2 separate regions of the Homo sapiens genome follow, and region 2 is linked to region 1. A link is a contact called in ENCODE Hi-C or POLR2A ChIA-PET data. All regions are on one chromosome and are shown on one strand. The core of a region is the stretch at or near the end of the contact, and the rest is flanking DNA. Distances in the headings are between cores, read along the strand shown.

The links. A loop is a pair of places that touch in the nucleus more often than their neighbours do. ChIA-PET counts read pairs that join two places held with the same protein, here RNA polymerase II (POLR2A). Pooled maps may share reads with other maps.
Region 2: a map of mammary epithelial cell shows a loop between it and region 1 (2.3-fold over the local background). The contact joins two enhancer-like sites. A Hi-C loop is called at or near these places in 2 of 168 maps with a recorded cell type or tissue (GM12878 and mammary epithelial cell), 18 of 37 single-sample maps with no recorded cell type and 8 of 50 pooled maps. POLR2A ChIA-PET finds 5 or more read pairs at or near these places in 2 of 52 experiments (Panc1 and WTC11).

The regions. Positions count from the first base shown.
Region 1 is chr3:185,215,472-185,218,213 of GRCh38, forward strand. It overlaps EHHADH (enoyl-CoA hydratase and 3-hydroxyacyl CoA dehydrogenase), which reads right to left. Exons shown (of 7, transcript NM_001966.4): 5 at 2,665-2,742. Among named protein-coding and RNA genes, the nearest start is that of MIR5588, 36 kb to the right of the region's middle. Within about 2 kb of position 1,305, at least 4 of the 41 ENCODE cell types and tissues checked have a DNase peak (open chromatin) inside an H3K27ac peak, as active enhancers do.
Region 2 is chr3:185,298,060-185,300,759 of GRCh38, forward strand. It overlaps a transcript of MAP3K13 not described here. Among named protein-coding and RNA genes, the nearest start is that of EHHADH, 45 kb to the left of the region's middle. Within about 2 kb of position 1,337, at least 4 of the 41 ENCODE cell types and tissues checked have a DNase peak (open chromatin) inside an H3K27ac peak, as active enhancers do.

The sequences.
Region 1 (2,742 bases), core at 55-2,554:
AGTAGGTCACTGGTTGCCTGCGGCCAAGGGGAAGAAAAAAGGATTTATGGGAAAGGGGTATGAGAATACTTTTTAGGGTGATAGAACTATATTTTGATTGTGGCCATGGTTATACAACTGTAAACAACTACCAAAATTCACCAAACTCCCCCTTAAAATGCATGAATTTTATCTGTAGAAATTACACCTCAATACAGCTGGAAAAAATAAAAACAAAACCAAAAATAATTTAGAAATGTTTGAGAAAACTAACTTATCCTAAGCTGGAGAATAAAACAAAACAAAAGCAAAAATCACTTAAGAAATTTTGGAGAAAAACTAACATTTTCATTTTTGCTTATTTCCTTTCCATTTGTATCTGTATTCATACATACTCCAGATAATGATCATTACTCTATACACGATTATATACTGTATAATTGCAAATACATGTACATTTATATTCTACACATTTTTATATCACAATTTTACATTTTTCTATATAGTTTTCATGATTATAATTTAAAATAGTAACACATAATTGTCTAAAGCCCTGAAGTGTTAAAAGGTGAATTACAGGTTTAAAGCAAATGGTGCCTCAATATTTGGATGCCACCAAGTGGACAAACTGTATAATGTCGTTGAGATGAAACACTATTTTGTAAGTTTTATAAAGTAAAAATGCTTAATTTAATGTTTACAATTAATTTTAAATTGTGAATAAATTAAAGTTATAACCAGACCATTTTAGAAATGTAGCTAAGGTTGAGACCTGGATCCAGGTCTCCTAGATCATGAACCTCAACTATTTCTTGAAGTAACTTAATTCTCAAATCAGAATCTAGGGAAATCACTTAAGGAAAAGAACTTCCTGTTGAAATTGAGACCTTTACAAACTAAAACTACAGATGTGAATGACAGACACGGGTCTACCTTTAGCAAACCAAAGAATCATTTCGGGACCTCCAAATGCAAATAGCCTTTGCTGTGTGTCTGTCAAGTGACTTCTAACAAAACAATAAGCCCCCTCGGGAAGCACAATGATGAAAACACAGTGAAGGTTGCCTGAAAGGCCGAGAAAAATAGTAGGAAATTTATTTCTATTTGGGCAAGGACTTGCTGATTCTCTTTAGGGGTCTCCATTATTTTCTCCCCATCGTTCCTCCCCTCTCCAGTTCAAGCTTTTACTTTCACATTGAAACAGTAACTGGCTAGAGCCACAAAAAAGAAAGATTATTTCAGGAAAGTGTTTGGTCTCTGCCAAGGTCAACAAAAGAATGACTCCTTCAAAAGAATGCCTTTGAATGACACTGGGCCATTGCCTGCCACCAAGCGGGAGACCAGCACTCTGTTCTGCCTGTAACGCAATACTCTTCCCAATTATTTTTTTCTGGCTATTTTTACCCTCTCCATCTTGCTCATTTAAAGATGACAACATCCATAGACTGAAAAGAAACTGTGAAACAAACAAAAAAACCTCTGTGAGTGCCACTGAAAGAACTCTGAAAGGAACATCCCGAGTCCATAAAGTAAGAAACCACTGAGAGAAGGACATAACTCAGTTTGCGGAGACAGAAGTTCTCAAGGCCCACAGTTTTACTGCGGTAAATTATAGAGCCTGTGATATGGTTTAGATGTGTGTCCGCTCCAAATCTCATGTTGAAATGTGGTCCCCAGTGTTTGAGGTGGGAGCCTGGTGGGAGGTTACTGGGTCATGGGAGCTGATCCCTCAGGAACGGTTTAGTACCATCCCCTTGGTGATAAGAGAGCTTTCACTTAGTTGATGAGAGATCAGCTTGTTTAGAAGAGTTTGGGGCCAGGCGCGGTGGCTCATGCCTGTAATCCCAGCACTTTGGGAGGTCGAGGCAGGCAGATCACGAGGTCAGGAGTTCGAGATGAGCCTGGCAAACATAGTGAAACCCCGTCTCTACTAAAAATACAATAATTAGCGGGGCATGGTGGGCGGACGCCTGTATTCCCAGCTACTTGGGCTGCTGAGGCAAGAGAATCACTTGAACCCAGGAGGCAGAGGTTGTGGTGAGCCAAGATCGCGCCACTGCACTCCAGCCTGGGCAACAGAGCGGGACTCTGTCTCAGAAAAAAAAAAAAAAAAAAAGAGTTTGGGACCTCCACACTTCTCTCTTGCTCTCTTGCCATATGACGTGCCTATTCCTGCTTCACGTTCAACCACGGGTAAAAGCTCTGAGACCTCACCAGAAGCTGAGCACATGCTGGTACCATGCTTGTACAACCTGCGGAACTGTAAGCCAATTAAATCTTTTTTTCTTTATAAATTACCCAGCCTCAGGATTTTCTTTTTTTTTTTTTTCTCGAGACGGAGTCTCGTTCTGTCGCCCAGGATGGAGTGCAGTGGCGCGATCTCGGCTCACTGCAAGCTCCGCCTCCCGGGTTCACGCCATTCTCCTGCCTCAGCCTCCCGAGTAGCTGGGATTACAGGCGCCCGCCACCACGCCCGGCTAATTTTTTGTATTTTTTAGTAGACACGGGGTTTCACCGTGTTAGCCAGGATGGTCTCGATCTCCTGACCTCGTGATCCGCCCACCTCGGACTCCCAGAGTGCTGGGATTACAGGCGTGAGCCACTGCGCCCGGCCAGGAGTTTCTTATTTAAATGAACATGTATCCTGTTTACAGTCTTTGGCTATTTTTATTATTATCTTCTTACCTGAAACTCTCTGAGCAAATCTGATTGCTTCTTCAACCGGGTCTGAGTTTACAACTTTATCTAGAATGCCCAGCTTGA
Region 2 (2,700 bases), core at 87-2,586, 83 kb after region 1:
GCCTTTCAGTAAACTCTGCAGTACCTCACTAAACAAAGCTGGTATTTTTGAGGCAAAAGATAAGAATATTTAGCTAAATGGTGTTCCACTTGCAAAATGTGCTAGTTCTTATTTGATTTTTTTCTTCTTTCTTAGAAAGCTTTCTCTTTTCTATCTTTTACTTAGAGATAAATATTACATTTGAAGTCACATCTGTCCCACACCATTTTTTTCAGGGTTGAAAGAGGAAAACTAAATGAACCATAGACTTAGGGAAATAATGGAAATATGTATGTTTTAAAAAAACCATTTATGTTCCACGTATTTCAAGGAAAGGAAATGAGGAGAAACATTAAGAACACCACAGAACCATTAAAATGGACAACTCAAAGGGAAAGTATTTTACCAAAAGCATTATGTATAACATGTTGCTGATTAAATTTGTGTTGTTATATTTAATGTGTAAGTATACATTATCCTAACTAATTTAAAATATGTTTATTGAATTTACTTTACATATTTTATTTATTTGATGGAACTTTATGTTCATTTTTTAAGAAGTCAAGTATCTCCTCATTTTGGCATTTGATGAGTAACGGGAGAAAACCTGAGAAGAGACAGAAGTAATGCAAAGGTCACCGTATCTTCCAGCATAAGTGATGTAGAAACAGAAAGATCTTATTTTCAGTCAAAGTGGTGAAGTGGCAGAAAGAAAATATCCCCCAACTGGTTTGCTGACACTAATTTTGCCATATAGTGAGGACAAAAAAAACATGTCTAGGCGTTTAACTCATTATCTCCTAAACTATGGTACACAGAATGTCTGACACAACTGCAAGAGATTTTGTAAGCCAAAAGGGTTCTGTAATGACATGTTTGGAAAATGTTGCAGTCTTTTTTGAAAGTTTATAGTGTATCTTAACACGTTCCAAACGTGTAATCACAATTCTTTTTCGCTCATAAAATCTATTAATAACCCTTGGAATCATCTTTCAGGAAATGCTGAAAATTTTGCTTCTGTTTAGGATGTAGAATGTTGCAAGAGAACATTGTTCCCATCATAACAATGAGAAAAATCTTGATAATCCACAAAGTCATGATGCTTCTTGAGCTCATCAGAGAGTTGAGGTCACAAGGCAATCAGATGAACTGAAATTCCAAAGAGAGGCAAGCCCTTTTGAAGAGAGACAGGACACAGAAACTGTGTTACCTTTGGCAGAGCATAGGAGGAAGAGAAGGCACCGTAAAGGTAGGTAAGAAGAAAGCAGCTAAAACTGTAATGAATTCTTAAAGGCTGAATGTGGGCTAATGTAACATTTCAGAATAACGGGAAGCCCCAGTCACAAAAGGAGCCTGCACTCACTTGCAAGCTTTCTTCTGTGGGCCCTTGTGTTACTTTCCTAGGGCTGCCAGAATGAAGTACAGCAATGTGCTGTGTAACAACATTTCAGTCGATGACCCCATCTTCATATTGCTATCTTCTCTGTATGTCTGTCTGTTTTCTCTCTCTCTCTCTTTTTTTTTTTTTTTTTTTTTTTTGAGACGGAGTCTCGCTCTGTCGCCCAGGCCGGACTGCGGACTGCAGTGGCGCAATCTCGGCTCACTGCAAGCTCCGCCTCCCGGGTTCACGCCATTCTCCTGCCTCAGCCTCCCGAGTAGCTGGGACTACAGGCGCCCGCCACCGCGCCCGGCTAATTTTTTGTATTTTTAGTAGAGACGGGGTTTCACCTTGTTAGCCAGGATGGTCTCGATCTCCTGACCTCATGATCCACCCGCCTCGGCCTCCCAAAGTGCTGGGATTACAGGCGTGAGCCACCGCGCCCGGCCCTCTCTCTCTCTTTTTAAAACAATTTTTAAAGATACAGTACAGTAGTGTTAACGGTATATATATTGTTGTGAAACAGATCTCTAGAACTTCTTCATCTTGCAAAACTGAAACTCTGTACCCCTTGAATAACTCACCTTTTCTCTCTTCCCCATTCTACTAGTAGCACCATTCTACTTCCCATTTCTAAGAGTTTGACTATTTTTGATACTTCACATAAGTGGAATCATGCAATATTTTTCTTTTTGTGGCTGGTTCGTTTCACTTAACACAGTGTCCTCAGAGTTCATCTGTGTTGTAGCATATGATAGGATTTCCTTCTTTTCTTTTTTTTTTTTTTTTTTCAGACAGAGTTTCACTCTGTTGCCCAGGCTAGAGTGCAGTGGCACGATCTCGGCTTATTGCAACCTCCGCCTCCCCGGTTCAAGCTATTCTCCTGCCTCAGCCTCCCGAGTAGCTGGGACAGGCACCCGCCACCACGCCCAGCTAAGTTTTTGTATTTTTAGTAGAGATGGGGTTTCACTTGTCTCGAACTCCTGATCACAGGTGATCCACCTGCCTTGGCCTCCCAAAGTGCTGGGATTACAGGCGTGAGCCACCACGCCCGGCCCTATTTCCTTATTTTTTTTTTCTTTTTTTTCTTTTTCAGATGGAGTGTAGCTTTGTTGCCCAGGCTGGAGTGCAATGGCGCCATCTCGGCTCACTGCAACCTCCAGCCTCCCAGGTTCAAGCAATTATTCTGCCTCAGCCTCCTGACTAGCTGGGACCACAGGTGCCTGGCATCACGCTGGCTAATTTTTGTATTTTTAGTAGAGACAGGGATTCACCATGTTGGTCAGGCTGGTCTCAAACTCCTGACCTCAAGTGATCCACCTGTCTCAGCCTCCCAAAGTGCT